Linked DNA regions of Homo sapiens: region 2 is linked to region 1. A link is a loop called in an ENCODE intact Hi-C map of the cell type or tissue named here. Cell type or tissue: heart right ventricle. All regions are shown on one strand.

Region 1 (8,000 bases):
CATCTACCTAACAGCCCTGATTTGGCTCCTTCTGACTTCTTTTTGTTTCCTAATCCTAAAAAATATTTGTCTTTGGCACCCATTTTTTTTCTTCAGTTAATAATGTAAAGAAGACTGTGTTAACATGGTTACATTTCTACATCCCTCATTTCTTTAGGGATGGACTGAATGCCTGGTATTATTGCTTACAAAAGTGTCTTGCTTTTGAAGGAGTTTATGTTGAGAAATAAAGTGTATATGTTAATTTTATATTTTAATTTTATTTTCCATGAACTTTTTGAGAACTTGGTTTTTCACTTCCTTTTCTTTTATAATTAAAGTGTTTTTTAATTAATTTAATATTTTAATTTTAGGTTCAGGGGTACATGTCCATGTTTGTTATACAGGTAAACTCATGAGTTGGGGGTTGGTGTACAGATTATTTTATAACTCGGGTACTAACCATATTACTGGAGATGTTTTTGGTTTTTTTTTCTGAACTTCTGTCTCCTCCCACCCTCTATCTTCAGGCTCTGGTGTTTGTTCTTCCCCTCTTTCTGTCCATTTACCTCCCCGTTATAACTGAAAACATGCAGGATTTGGTTTTCTGTTCCTGTATTAGTTTGCTAAGGATAATGTCCTCCAGTGCCATCCATGTTCCTGCAAAGAACATGAGCTTGTTCTTCATTTTTGGCGGCTTAGTATCCCATGGTATATATGTTAAAAATACATTTGCATTCTTATATTTACCACATTTCTTTCTACAGATCTAGGTTTTAATTAGATCTAAGTTTTAATTAGATAATATTTCTCTTCAGCCTGAAGTACATTTTAAGCATTTTCTGTGGTGCAGTATACCAGAGAGAAATTTTCTCAGGATTTGTCTCTAAATATTTATATTTTGAATTCATTTTTAAAGGATTATTTTTCTAGACATAGAGTTATATTTGACATTTCTTGACACTTGTAGATATCTTTCTATTGTCTTTTGGCTTATGTTGTTGCTCATAAGTTTATTATTCTGACTGTAGTTCACCAGTAGGTAATGTATCTATTTTTTTCTGAAGGCTTTTAAGACATTATTTTTTTCTGTTTATCTTTAGTTTCACAGCACGTTGACTGTGATATACCTAAACATCCTATTTATATCCTGTTCTGGCCTGTGATCCCTTTTGAGTTAATTTTTGTATAAGATGTAAGGTATGGGTCAAAATACATTTATTTCTGCATATGGATGTCCAATGATTTTAAGACCATTTGTTGAAAAACTATTCATTCCCTATTACATTATCTTATTTCGTTTGTCAAAAATAAATTTCCAATATATATGTGTGTGTCTATTTCTGGAGTTTTGATTATGTTTTATTGATTGTGTGTTATTTATGTATATTAACTGTGTATTTATTGTTTTACAATAGGATGCTTTCTTGATTACTATAGCTTTATATAAAACCTTAATATTAGGTAGTGTGAGTTTCCAGCTTCCTACTTCCTTTTCAACATTTTGTTTATACTAAATTATTTCATTTACATTTACATTTTAGAATGACTGGGATTTCACGTGCATTAAAGCTATTAGTGTATTTTTTTAAATTTGGATTGCATTAAAGCTATAGCCCAATTTGTGGAGAAATAACATCTTAAAAAGTTTTAGTCTTAAATCCATGAATATGGTGTGTTTTTCCATTTATTTAGGTCTTCTTTAAGATTATTCAGTGATATTTTACATGTCTTAGTATGCAAATCTTGCACATATTTTGCTAGACTTATTTCTAAGTGCTTCATATTTTGATACAATATTAAATTATATCGATCTACTTTTTGATATCAATTCCTAAGTTTTTTGTTCATGGTATATAGAAACACAAAAATATTTGTACATTAACTTTGAATCTTGCAAGTTTGCTAATTTTACTTGCTGACTTTGGAAAAAAATTATAGGTTATTTGGTTATTTGGAACTTTCTACACAAATGTTCATGTTGTCTATGTATAAATAGTGATTTAATTACTTCTTTCTAATATGAATGCTTTGTATTTATTTTTCTTTCCTATTACATTTGTAGGACTATCATGACAAAATGGAATAGATATGCTAAGAAAGTTCTTGTTTTATTCCTGATCTAAAAGAGAAATAATTCAGTTTTTTACCTTGAAGTATGATTGTTAGCTATTGGATATTTGTACATTACTTGTATCAAGTTGAAGAAGTATTATTTATTTATTTATTTATTTATTTTAGATTCAGAGGATACATGCACATGTTTCTTCCATGGGTATATTGCATAATGGTAGAGATTGGGCTTCTTTTGTACTCATCACCCATGTATTGAATATTGTACCCAACACGTAATTTTTCGGCTCTCAATCCCCTCCCATCTTCTCCACTTTTGGAGTCCCTAGTGTCTACTATTTCCATCTTTCTGTTTTTGCATACTTATTGTTTAGCTCCCACTTAAAGGTGAAAACATGAAATTTGATTTTCTGTTTCCAAATTAGTTCATTTAGGATAATGGCCTCTAGCTCCATCCATGTTGCTGTAAAGGACGTGATTTCATTCAAGTTGAGGAAATAGTTTATATTCCTAATTTGCAGACAGACTTTTAACATAAGGTGGAGGTGAATTATGCAAAATACTATTTTCTACATCGATTGAGATAATCATATGGTTTTTAGCATGGTTGATATAATAAATTACATTGATTTGATTTCAAATATTGAGCAATTTTTTTTTATCTTGGAAAAGATCTCATTCATTTGTGTTATGTCACTTTTGTTATATGTTGTTGGATTTATTTTTATAAGTTTTATTAAAATATGTATATGTTTATGAGAGATATTGGTGTGTAATTTCCTTTACTTATAATATTTGGTTTTGGTAAGAAGGTAATGCTGACCTCATAAAATGAGTTGGAAAGTGCTTCTTGCTCTTTAATTTTCTGGAAAATTTTGTGGAGAACCATCATTGTTTTTTCCTTAAATGTAGAATTCACTAGTAAATCCAACTGGCCATGGAGTTTTCTTTGTGAATTTCGTATCTTTAATATATGCAGAGCTATCAAGGCTATTTTTAAGTGAAGTTTGGTACTGTATATCTTTACAGAGATTTGTCCATTTCACTGATGGGCATATGCATATTTATAACATTCCCTTAATATCTTTTTAAATATATGTAAGATCTATGTGATATTCCCTCTTTCATTCCTGATACTAGTAATTTGAATCTTCTGTCTTTTTATCCTTGGTCAGTCTTGCTAGAAATTTATGATTTTTATTGATCTTTTTAAAGAATCAGCTTTTAGATTCATAGATTTTTCTCTTTTGCTTTTCTGTTTTTTATTTCACTGATTTTTGCTCAGAGTTATTGACTTCTTTCCACTAAGTTTGGGTTTGTTCTGCTCTTCTTTTTCTAGTTTAAGATGGAAATTACATCATTGAGTTCTCTTGTTCATCTAAGTTAACTATTTAAAGTCATAAAGTTTCTTCTAATCACTGCTAAAGCTTCATCCTATATATATTTATATGTAGTGGTTTTGTTTTCATTCAATTCAAAATATTTTTAACTTTCTCTTCAGATTTCTTTTTTGACTCATAAGGTTTTCATTTGTAATTTTTTTACAACTCTTTTGCTTAATTTTATCACGATAATTTTGAAATCTCTTTCTGTTAATGTAACTATTTGGGCCATTTTGCCACCTCCTTCTTGGGACTATATTCCTCTGTTTACCATGTGTTAACATTTTCTTGATTCTTCACAGGTTTCATAATATTTGATCATATGCCAGTTACTAGTTTTATGATACATTTTGACATATGCCAACCAGTAAGTATTATTAACCCCCTGAAAAGGGCATACCTCGTTGGTCATGTTGCCACTGTGGAGGGCTGAATGCTACTAATCTGCAGTTAAGCTCAGTTGGGGTTGTGTTACAGCTTTAGTTAAATTTAGTTTATTATTGACCTTAAATGGTTTGAGTGTGGAATCAGCACTTATTTTTTCCTGCAGTGCCTGGGATCTGAGCACTAGCTAGATTTTAGGTATCTCTTTATGCTTTGCATTCTAAATGCCAGATCTCTTTCTGTTTTATAAGCTGATTGACAACTTTATGGATCACTGGGGAGTTGTCTTGTTTTTGTTTTTGTTGTTTTCCTGTGCAGTCCTTCCTAGCTTTTTGGGTCCTGAAAGACTCTGTCAACCTGGCTCCTCTGACCCAGCATTCAGCACTGATGCTTCAGCATCAGTGAAGGTGCAGCATGCCTTTGAGAGACTTCACTCCTTCTTCTGCCTGCCCTCAACCTTCAGCGGGCTATTGCTGGGTGTTCTGTGAATGTGTGGGGTGCCTGGTCAGGGAGGAGTTCTCTTAGTTTTCTAGCTCTACTTTCTGCCTTCAGCCCATAGCAGCGAATTCTTATAGTAATGTGGAGGAATTTCCCCTCAACTCTCCTGTTCCACCAATAGGCTTCAACGCACCTCTCCCATGGCCGTCTTTAGGCTTTCAGGAGTGTTATTGGGTGGGTGTAGGCTTGTTCTGTGACTGGGGACCCTTGGGATTCTAATCCCATGCAGGGACTGTGTAGCCGAGGTATGAGGCCAGTTCTCCCCAGGGGACTTTTATTGGCTCTGAGTGTCAAGCTTGATTCCTCAAAGGGAAACACACCCTTGCAGTCAAAGACTTGCTAAAATAACCAGTTTTTCTAATTGTGTCCTGTTGAAGAAGGAAAATAGATTCTTATTCCACTGATGCAAACAACTATATTGCCATAAGTTAAAGTGCTCACTGACAGTTTCCAAATTCTAGAGGAACTAGGCAGAGAGAAACAAACATGCTCCAATTTGTTCACAGGAGTATACCTTACTCAATTATTGAAGGCCATAAGTAGTTCAAAATAAATTTTCTTGACTCTGAAAAACAAAACAAGGATCAGCAATATTCCAAGTAAGAGTCAAAAAGGTTGCTTTAACTTTCTGCATGTAGTCCATTTAGTTAACACTTGTTTTGCTTGATGGTTGTAAATATTTCAGTTCTTCATGAGTCCCATACATTCTTTCTCTATCCCAATGTTACAACCTTCAAAGCTATTAACAACCTGTTAAAGTCCTAATATAGCTTTATTATCTTTTCAGAAGGAACAAAGCAAGACAACAATGGTCTACAAATGACAAAGTTTACTGGGCAGTTATAGCTAAAAACATGACTGACGAAGTTTAGTTATCTCCGTGGTTTACAATAACTTCACCCTTAATTATGATTGTAGTAAATACTCAGACATTAGAATTTTAGAAATCCATACAATTTTGGAACATATATTAGTATTATTCACCAAAATAAAACTTAAAGAAGATTGGACATACTTTGGCAATCTCATGTGACTAAACATGTTGAATAATCCCATTCACCTCTTTTCTGAATGTTTCAGGGACCCCTTGAACCATCCAGAAAGCCAGGCATCAGGAAAGACAATTTTGAAACTTGAAGTTTGATTTTAGGATGCCTGTTAAATGTTGGAGGTTTAAAACACTTCGTGTTATGAAATAGAAATCCAAATTGTCACAAATTATTTATTTTGCCAAAATGATGACTCAAAAGGCAAAGACCTCTTATTAGCCTTTATTATTACACAAAAATCCTGTTCAAAGCCAAATTTTACCCTTGCATTAGTTTACTAATGTTAACCCCAATTTGGTTAAATGAAACCTTATAGACGATTCCATCTATTCTTAACCAATTTGACCATGAGGTAAAATCTTTACAAACACTTTATAACCCCTTTTGCTAAAGGGCAGATTAGTGTCTTAAGACAACCTTGCTGTGCTTTTACTTTAATGCTCAGTTTATGGAAAGACCATATAATACCCTTTTGAATTTAATGTTTACACATTTTTGGCAAGATTAATTTTTACAATCTTTCCACAACTTTTTAGCTTCATCATATCAAATTTAAGATAATCCTTCATCCCTGGGCAAAATTTACATTTCCATGCTTTCTTATATTCTTTTACTATAAGACACATTTTACTGTTTTTATATGCCTTGCATATAACACTGTTTAGTGATCTCAAATACATGTTGCACTGTAACTCTTAGCAACTTTTACTTTTGGTGAAAAACCTGGTTAGTAAATGATTTTAAATACGTAGCAAGTATGAAGCTTAGGACCCAGACAGAAGTACAAGTAAGGTCTGACCCGCTCCAGTGTCTAGCTCCACATGTCCCAGGCCTTACCTACCTTTAAAGAAGACAGTATACAACCTTGGAATCTTTAGCAAACCTAGTATCTAAGTTGTATGATTTAGATCACCTATTTGCATTTTGATGACACTTGCATTTTACCAATAATTCTTAAGACTATTTCTATTTCTTAGTGATTAAAGTCACATGAACTAAAAAAATTTGATTTAAGCACTTATTTTTCTTTAAGCCAATCAATTAGAGCTCTTTTCATAGACATAACGCACAACACATATATACATACATCTATATCTATATCTATATATCTATATCTATATCTATAAACACACACACAAAAGAAAAAAAGATTCAGCACTTGTATAAGATTTTTCACTTGCCAGTTTCTTAATTGTATTATTGGCTTTAGGGTGGAGCCCTTGGAGGAACAGGGCCAGGTAGCGTGCATTTTTAGGGCCTAATAAGCAGACACAGCTTAAAGCAAAGACAGATCTCTAAAATTAAGGGTGCCATTTTATACTGATTTTAGATCCTCAAAAGGAGGAAGATGCTATGGCAGAAGACAGTGCAGTGCTTCTACTTTCTACCATGTATTTCATTGCAAGGCAACCCAAAGCCTATCGGCTTATTTTGTAATCATCCTATACCCCATGGGAGTCTAATCTCTCAGTGGCAGGTGGTGATGTTTCTATGTCTTTCAGGTGGTCAAGAACATGCTTCTCTGATTTATAACTACTATTAAGTATCCCTTAAAGTGCATTTCCTGCCTAGTTATTACACACCAAAGCTCTCTCTTAATGTGAAGTAATTGGATACCCCCAAAACTCAAAACAGTCGGAAAACACAATGCAAAACAGAAAAGAGCCTTTGATTCTGAGAGGGAGCTATATGCTTTCAATTCCTGGGGTTTCATGAGAAAAACAGAGGTTTTTTTCCCAACACATGGTCTGTGCCACCTCCTCTGTTTTTCCCAAGGAGTCTCATGCTACCAGAAGTTATCTTAGGGCCTCTCATATGTGCGTTAAGAGTGGCGAGACAAAAAAATGGAGAAAAAATAATTCAGTTGACTGAGAACAACAACAACAAAAAGCCCTTTTCCAGAAAACAAGATCCAAGAAGAGAAAAACATGAAGACCTTTTAAATATACCTATAACTTGAATATCTACTTTTAATTAAGCTGAATGCTCTTTAAGAAATTTCCTTTAAATCCTTATTACTTGACTCTAGCCATGACAAGCAGTTAAGATTTTTGGCTTTTGAATGTCACAACAAGTACCTCACAGGTGAAACCAACAAGCCTTAATTAGGTTATGACTTAACTGCAAGTGTATGAGGTATTTTCAAAGGGGTGATAAACAGCTTTTGAAACTGTCATTGCAAAATTGTGACTGAGAAAGTGAAAGAGATCTGACTCAAACAACTTCATTTTATTTCCAGCCACCAAGGTTTCCTTTCCCATCCTTGGGCACAGGCGGAACCAAATTTGGGAGGAGCCTGGTTTACAGTTGCCAGTCAAAAACAAAGAAGATAACAGCCCCTTCTTAAGATATATTTCCCTCTTGCCTAGGACCAGACCAAGAAATTAGCCACAAGATTAGAAACCATGGTCTAGGAGTCATACAGCTAGAGGCTACAAGATATTGACCCTCCCTAAACTGCTTTCAAGATCAGTGCTTAAATAAGATCAGTGCTTGTAAACCCCACCCTTGATGGATCAACTGGCACCACCCAGATTGATAAACTGGCTTATCAGATTTTGTGACCCTCAGTTACGTACTGACTTAGCACAACAAGACAGCCACTATTGTACAATGGTGGAGACTAAAACAAAGT
Region 2 (8,000 bases), 230 kb before region 1:
AGAAATTATTCTTATTTAAAAAATAGAGACAGGGTCTCGCTTTGTTGCTGAGGCTGGCCTTGAACTTTTGGCCTCAAGAAATTCTCCTACCTTTGCCTTGGCTTCCCAAAGTGCTGGGATCAGAGGCCTGAGCAAGCATGCCTGGTGAGGAGGAATTATTTGAGAAGTCAAAAACTGAGAAGAGATTGATAACTAGAATACAAAAAATCCCCCTAAGCCCACAAAACCTTAGAAAAAAATAGGGAACCAATACAGAAACATGTGAAGCAGAGACTACAGACTCAAAGGGCTAATTTGGAGAGTAATCTGGAGATATTTAGTTTAGTTGTTTTAGTTTAGTTTAGTATACACAGGTCTCCTGCTCATCCTGTGGAATTTGTGTTCTGGTCCTTAAGGAGGCATGTGTATTTGATTAAGCATTATTTGTACAACAGGGCATTGTAGACAACCTATGCAACTGTATCTAGGGAACCAGATGGGTGAAAAATATTGGGGATGCTCACAGAGGAAACAAAACTCTATCTCTATTAGAAATAGAGTTATGTGGATGAATCTTTCAAACATAATGTTCAGAGGAAAAAGTAAGGTAACAAGTTCTATAACATCATTTACTTGGGCAAATTTAAAACATAAACACACAACAAAATAGTACCATATTTGAAATATACCTACATATCCAGGAAAAATGCGAAACACAATAGTTATTTCCTACAGGTCTAGGAAGAGATTGGCAGTGCAGATTGAGGCAAAAGGAAGAAAAATAGAAGCAAAAGAGGATGCTTATATGAATAATTAATGACTGTGTTATAAACTTGGGAGTATGAGCAACTCAGTTCTCTGCATTTTAGGTTATGTATTTATTAGTGAGGTCCTATCGTGATTTTAGCTTGCATATTAACCCCCAGGTTAAACATGGCCACTATTTAAAATATTTGTTTCTAAAACATAAAGTTTAAGGGAGAGATTTTCCTGTAATTATTTAATTTGTAGAAGCCACTACATACCAATCTGTGACCTAAAGCCACTGTAAATAAATGAATATTTTCCTCCAAAATCATGCTTTGCATTACTCAGAGGAATATCTTGTCTCTTTCCATTCTATCTCCAAAGGCTTCAGTTTCTGGAAAACTACAATCTACTTCATCTGTAATTTACTCTGTTAATTTAAGTTCCATTTTACTCTCTACTTTCTCCTTCTTGTCAACAACAAATGTCAACATTTAAAAACTCTTCTGGTATATTAGTCAGGGTTCTCCAGATAATCAGTGTGTGCGTGTATGTGTATATGTTATTGGTATATATATGTTTATTCTATGTTTTATATATATAATCTAGAAAGAGATTTATGATAAAGTATAGGCACATGATTATGGAGCCTGATAAGTCCCATGATGTGGTGTCTGTAAGCTGGAGACCCAGGAAGGCCAGTGTTGTAGCCTGAAGGCCTGAGAGCTGGAGAGCCAATGGTGTAGATTCCAAGTCTGAGTCTGAAAACCTGAGAACCGGGGGCACTGAGGATGGAAGACTGATGTTCCAACTCAAGCAATAAGGCAGAGGGAGGGCAAATACAACTTTTCTCCACCTTTTTGTTCTATTTAGGCCCTCAGCAGACTGAATGATGCCACCCACACTGGGGAGTGGCTATCTACCTTACTCAGTCCATCAATTAAAATGCGAATCTTTTCCAGAAACATCTTTACAGACACTTCCAGAAACATCTTTACAGACACATCCAGAAATAATGTTGAATCAGATATCTAAGCATCTATCTGGTGGCCCAGTCAAGTTGCCACATAAAATTAACTGTCAAGTGAGCTGATGATCAGGTTTTCACTATTTTTTTTTTTTCCATTTCTCATGAGAGTGAAGTTAGTGAGGCAGTTTGGAAGAACTACACCTTGGTTTGAATATATTTCATAACTGAAGATTTGAATGAATTTAAATCCACTTTCTATAAAGTGAATGCAGTGAATCTTAAATTCACAATCTTGAGTGAATTTAAGCCATGACTCAAAAGTGGCAACACTTCATTCACTTTATAGAAAGTTTTGAAATTCATTCTGAGGTATAGGAGTGAGAAAACTTTTCATGTAAACACTCCTTTTAAATTACTAGAGAAATTGTCCAGTCCTTTATATCAGCCAAATTTATTCCTTTGCTGATGAAATCTTGATTTTGTGTTTATTTCTTGCTTATTATGATATAAAACATACATGTTGTTTTATTAACCATGGATAAGTTTGCCTGACCGCAGAAGTTCACTAAGATTCTAATGACGGTGGGATCAATTAATTGATTAGGACATTGCTACTGAAAATGTTGTCTGAGTAAAGAGCATCACCTGGGAGCTTTTCAGACATGCAGAAACTCAAGCCCAATCGTAGACCTAAAGAATCAAAACCTGCATTACAACAAGATCTTTAGGTGATTCTTATGCATGTTAAAGTTAGAGAAGCACCAAGAATCCACACTGGGAACCCTGGTATCCGGACAGCAATGCCAGATTCAAGAAAAGCTGCTTTAAAAAATATTATTATTATTATTATTTTTGAGATGGAGTCTCACTGCGACGCCCAGGCTGGAGTGCAATGGTGCAATCTCGGCTCACTGCAACCTCTGCTTCCCGGGTTCAAGCGATCCTCCTGCCTCAGCCTCCCAAGTAGCTGAGATTACAGGTGACTGCCACCACGCCCGGCTAATTTTTGTATTTTTAGTAGAGACAGGGTTTCACCATATTGGTCAGGCTGGTCTCGAACTCCTGACCTCAAGCGATGTACCAGCCTCAGCCTCCGAAAGTACTGGGATTACAGGCATGAGCCACCGTGCCTGGCTTTATTATTATTTTTTGAGACACAATCTTGCTCTGTCACCAGGCTGGAGTGCAGTGGTGTGGTCATGGCTCACTGCTGCCTTGATCTCCCCAGCTTGAACAATTCTCCCATCTCAGCCTCATGGGTAGCTGGGAATACAGGCATGTGTCAAAATGCCCAGCTAATTTATTTTATTTTTTTTGTAGAATTGGAGTCTCATTATGTTGCCCAGGCTGGTCTCTAGTTCTTGGGCTCAAGCGGTCTTCCTGTCTTGGCCTCCCAAATGGTTGAGATTACAGGCATGAGCCACTGGGCCTGGCTAAAAAGCTTGCTTTTAAATTAAATCTATTTTTACATGGTTATCCTTGAGTTCCTGATTAATTCTACCATTTATTCATTCATCTATTCAATAAGTATTTAGCGAGTGCTTATTATATTTTGGGCTCCATAATGGGTGTATACAAAAGCAAACAGGACATGCTAAGAATTGCTGTGTTTTGAATACAAAAATAGATGCAGAAAGAAGCACATAAGCTGGAGTGAAATATGCTGCTGATCCTCTGGGAAAAGTTCCCAGCTCAGCAGTCTGACAATGACAGCACGAGTTATGAAGACAACCATCCAGAACATGTTCAGTGACTGCACCCTGCAAGCTCTCAGCAAAGTAAGCAGGCACTGCTTGGCTGGGGTAGCTCGGTTTCTGGGCTCCCAGTTGGGCCTGGGTTGGCTCCAGCTCTCCAACTCAGAACTGACAGCTGGCACCCACACCCTCCTCCTCAGCTTCCGGGATGGCCTGATGGGCAAAGAGAAAGAGAATGGAATCTGGATGACAGGGCTGGGCAGAGCGAGTCCAGAATGCTATAAGCCTGTTTGGTCTGTTACAAGTGCTGTGAGCAAAGGAGGACTGCAATTTTGAACATTGCAAAACAATGCATCCAGGCTTAGTCCCAAGGGATGGCAGAACAAGGAAATGCCATAGGCAAGTTATTTTATGTTAAATCTTATGCCACACTAAAATTATGTTACATTAGAATTTTAAAAATAATGTAAACATTGATTTTATAATTCTTTCTTGAAGTCTTAGAGATGAAGAATATCTGACAGCCGGTCCTTTTCTTTTGGTAAATTAATGACAGAATAAGTGATTTGAATCCCAGAAGAGGATATGGGTCACGTCTAATATATAGCAACAACCATCTATTCCATGTCCAAACACCTTGATTTTTGTTCTTAGTCTTTATTTTCATGAAGTTGGAAATATTGTTAAGAAAAAGGCAAGGAAAGCAAACTCTAGTTATGGGAAGAAAATCTCAGCTTTGGGGAGACGCATTTTCTTCTTCCCTTCCTACCCACAGTGCAAAGTGCGGTCATTACTATCTGTCTCTGTAGTATCTATCAAATGGATGAGGAAGAAAGAAAACATCTGAAGTGACTGATTAGTCATTGGGAATAATTTGTGCAACTGCTTGGCTATAGATATGACTTTATCATATCTTTATCATATAGATAATTTTGTTCATCCTTGGGCAAGTTGTTTAATAGTTGTGAGACTGAGTTTCCTTACCTGTGAAATGAAGATAATTAGACTATACCAAGATGACATAATATTCATTATATTTAATTAGAGCTGTGACTGGCACATGGTAAACACTAATAAATTCTATCTGTGAGAGTAGGGTCAAAATTTACACATAACGATTGATGTGTGTTTTTTTAAAGTAATTTTATTTTCTTTAATTGTAATTTTTTATAATTCCATTTTGTCCTCTACTCTCCCAGTCACTGTCTTGACCAGACAACTTATTCTTTTTTTGTAATTCCAGTATTTTCAGTCCAATCAGTGCCTTTTCAGTGAAATTAAAATATTATTACAATCGTAGTCTGATTTCTATCTCAGCTACTTTTGCATACATTCTCAGTCTTCTGTATTTTCTTTATGCCTCTCTTGTGTCCTTTTTCTACCACTCGGGAGTAGTCTATTTTCACAGGACAGCTTATGTATTATTCATCTGTTCTTGTCCTGCTTGGACTTAGGCATCAGTCTGTCACTCTGTTACCTGCAGTGATGTTCCGTGGTGTACCTGTTCCCTGAACATCCTGCGCTGGTATCCACCGAGGTGTGGTGCATGTTGGCAATTGGCTTTTGCCTCTAATTGCAAAAGCTCTGAACTTTGCAGCTACCTCCTCCTGACCTCATATATCTACCTGTTCACACCTCCCATAATATTTCTGCCCCCTCTAGTTGTTGTTGAAGGTGGGATACTAAGAATTCTTGATTGTTCTTTATATATAATTCTGGAGTGGAACCCTACATAGTTGTCTTGACACTCATCTGCCCTCAGCTATCACTTACTCCATCTCTCTCATGTTGAATACAGCATCACGTTAAATGTGGGAATTTTCTTATTTTATTTTATTTTATTTTACTTTAAGTTCTGGGATACATGTACAGAACGTGCAGGTTTGTTACAAAGATATGCGTGTGCCATGGTGGTTTGCTGCATCCATCAACCCATCATCTAGGCTTTAAGCCCTGCATGCATTAGGCATTTGTCCTAATGGTCTCCCTCCCCCTGCCCTCACCTCCCTGACAGGCCCCGGTGTGTGATATTCCCCTTCCTGTGTCCACGTGTTCTCACTGTTCATCTCCCACTTATGAGTGAGAACATGCAGTGTTTGGTTTTCTGTTCCTGTGTCAGTTTGCTGAGAATGATGGCTTCCAGCTTCACCCATATCCCTTCAAAGGACATGATATCATTCCTTTTTTATGGCTGCATAGTATTCCACAGTGTATATGTGCCATATTTTCTTTATCCAGTCCATCATTGATGGGCATTTGGGTTGGTTCCAAGTCTTTGATATTGTAAATAGTGCTGCAATAAACATACGTGTGCAAGTGTCTTTATAGTAGAATGATTTATAATCCTTTGGGTATATACCCAGTAATGGGACTGCTGGGTCAAATGGTATTTCTGGTTCTAGGTCCTTGAGGAATTGCCACACTATCTTCCACAATGGTTGAACTAATTTACACTCCCACCAACAGTGTAAAAGCATTCCTATTTCTCCATATCCTCACCAGCATCTGTTGTTTCCTGACTTTTTAATAATCACTATTCCAACTGGTGTGAGATGGTATCTCATTGTGGTTGTGATTTGCATTTCTCTAATGACCAGTGATGATGTGAGCCTTTTTTCTTGTGTTTCTGGGCCGCATAAATGTTTTCTTTTGAGAAGTGTCTGTTCATATCCACAGATGTGAGACTTTTCTAAAAGGGTTGCTGTCTGCCTAGGTTAGGAGAGAAGGGCACTAGCCTTACTATTTAGCAATTCAGGCCTCAGCTATCTGGCTGTCTCTCCCTCCACAAGTTTTTATTTTTCCTTCTGAGCTGTGAGTCAGGAACCTTGAGTCTGGATATTTTCTCTCTTGCCTTCTGCTCAGTCCTCCTCTTCTGGCCCCAGGAAAGGCTTACTGGGTCCAGTGTGGCACCATACTAAGGACTCGACCCTGGGTCCTTGATTATTACTGCAACAGAGAAATTAATATCTTCCATGGCTGTGCTCATCAACAGAAAGAAGCAGCACAAGCCGAGGCTCTGCCTCTGGCCTTCCAAATCACATGTGGGTGTGTCTACTTGGTAGAGACTGGGTCATGGAAGGAGCCCAAGCTATGCCAGTGCCTGGGAGCCCTAAGCTTTCCTGCCCTAATTGTCAGTGGAGTATATTCCAAAAGAGTTGGGCTGGAGTTGTAAGACAAACTCTACAATTGTTGCCACAGGGAGGAAAGTTAAAACATCTGTATATGCAGCATGGTTGGATAGAATTCTTATTGGAGGTTGAGGATGCAAGAAAGAGTAAGGTTTTAGAAAGCAGCTGCTATTTGCTCTCCTTTTAGTTTTTTTTTTTTTTTCTAAAAGGTGGCACTAATTAAATATTCATGAATATAACTTCTCCTTTGGACTACAGCAGGAGCAAATCTTACCCAAATTCAAATAGTGGAGATGACCTGGACCCTAATGAATAACTTTTACATTTATTTGCCTCAAACAGATGTTGATTAAGCAAAGTTTGATTCCACAAACATTTATGGTACATGTATTTAAGGCTCTCTGGTTGGTAATGAGAGGCTTTACGTTTCTTCAATTATTCTTATAAGGCCACTAGATTCTGCAGTCAGATAAGAAACTTATGGGAAAGAAACTATTATCAAAATTGCAGAGATGAGGAGGAAAAAAATAATACTCTAAGCAAATAGCATGTGTATAAGAGCTAACATAAGGGATTTGGCACGTTAGAGAGCAGGCAATGCTGCCATTCCAAGTTTCCATTGTTGTGCTTGTTGTGCTGTGTGAACTCCATGGTGATATCTCTTGAAGTCATCCCCACAATGACCCACAGCAGAAAGAGGAAATCTTTTCATTCTCTAGCATCTGACTCATGAAACTGAAATGTTATTGCCTTATTTGTGGCTCTCCTCTGCCAGGGAAGAGTCAGGCAGGTTCTTTGGGCTGTTTGCTTATGTCTAAATCGCCTGTTTTCTGGCACTTAGGAAAAACATTCTTTTGCTTCCGGTAACACTGGTCCTAAATGTATTTGCTCCACAACATGGTCGTCTTTGAGAAAGAGAGACTATTTGATTTGCTGAATGAAATGGCTGGGATGCTCATTGCATCTTGGCATACAGAGGCACATATTTTAATCCTGAATTATCCAGCCTCCTGAAACATAGCCATTGTGCCTGCCTGATCTATTTGATTCCACTCATATTAGTGCGGTTTTCTTGCACTTAGTTTATTCATCACTACATTGTAGAAAGGAGAGCGGAGAGATGATGCTGTTCAGTAAGGGAGGAACCAAACACAGATCTTAAGGGGATTATTCCATTCAGAACAGATTTTCAGGTCTAGTTGTTCTAAAAAAACAGTGGGGACAGTATACCATTTTAGAGGTACCATATGTAGTTTTCAATGGGCAGTCCCTCCACCCTGTGGCTGAAGCCCACTCTTTTTCTACGTGAGAGAGAATCTGAAATTTGGTGTCACAGATGACACCAGATGCATTCTTGCCCGTTGTAGGATTTTGCTACCTGTTTCTATCATCTTTATTTGTCACATGGGTTATTTTTGTGCCTGAAAATTCCCCATAAGACAAAGTTTTCCCATGTAGGAGAGATTCGCTGGTTTCGCCTCT

Evidence for each region. Hi-C counts contacts between places; a loop is a spot of excess contacts. Peaks named below come from ENCODE experiments on the same cell type or tissue, not always from the same donor. Only the 100,000 strongest peaks of a DNase experiment are listed, where the experiment ranks them.
Region 2: a loop joins it to region 1, with 2.4 times the contacts of the local background. A loop is called at or near these places in 4 of 110 quality-filtered maps.

The regions. Positions count from the first base shown.
Region 1 is chr5:123,921,636-123,929,635 of GRCh38, forward strand. No RefSeq gene overlaps it. Among named protein-coding and RNA genes, the nearest start is that of CSNK1G3, 410 kb to the left of the region's middle. In heart right ventricle, no CTCF peak of the experiment used is centred here; no DNase peak of the experiment used is centred here.
Region 2 is chr5:123,693,583-123,701,582 of GRCh38, forward strand. No RefSeq gene overlaps it. Among named protein-coding and RNA genes, the nearest start is that of CSNK1G3, 190 kb to the left of the region's middle. In heart right ventricle, no CTCF peak of the experiment used is centred here; a DNase peak (open chromatin) is centred at 3,529; H3K27ac peaks cover 3,305 bases.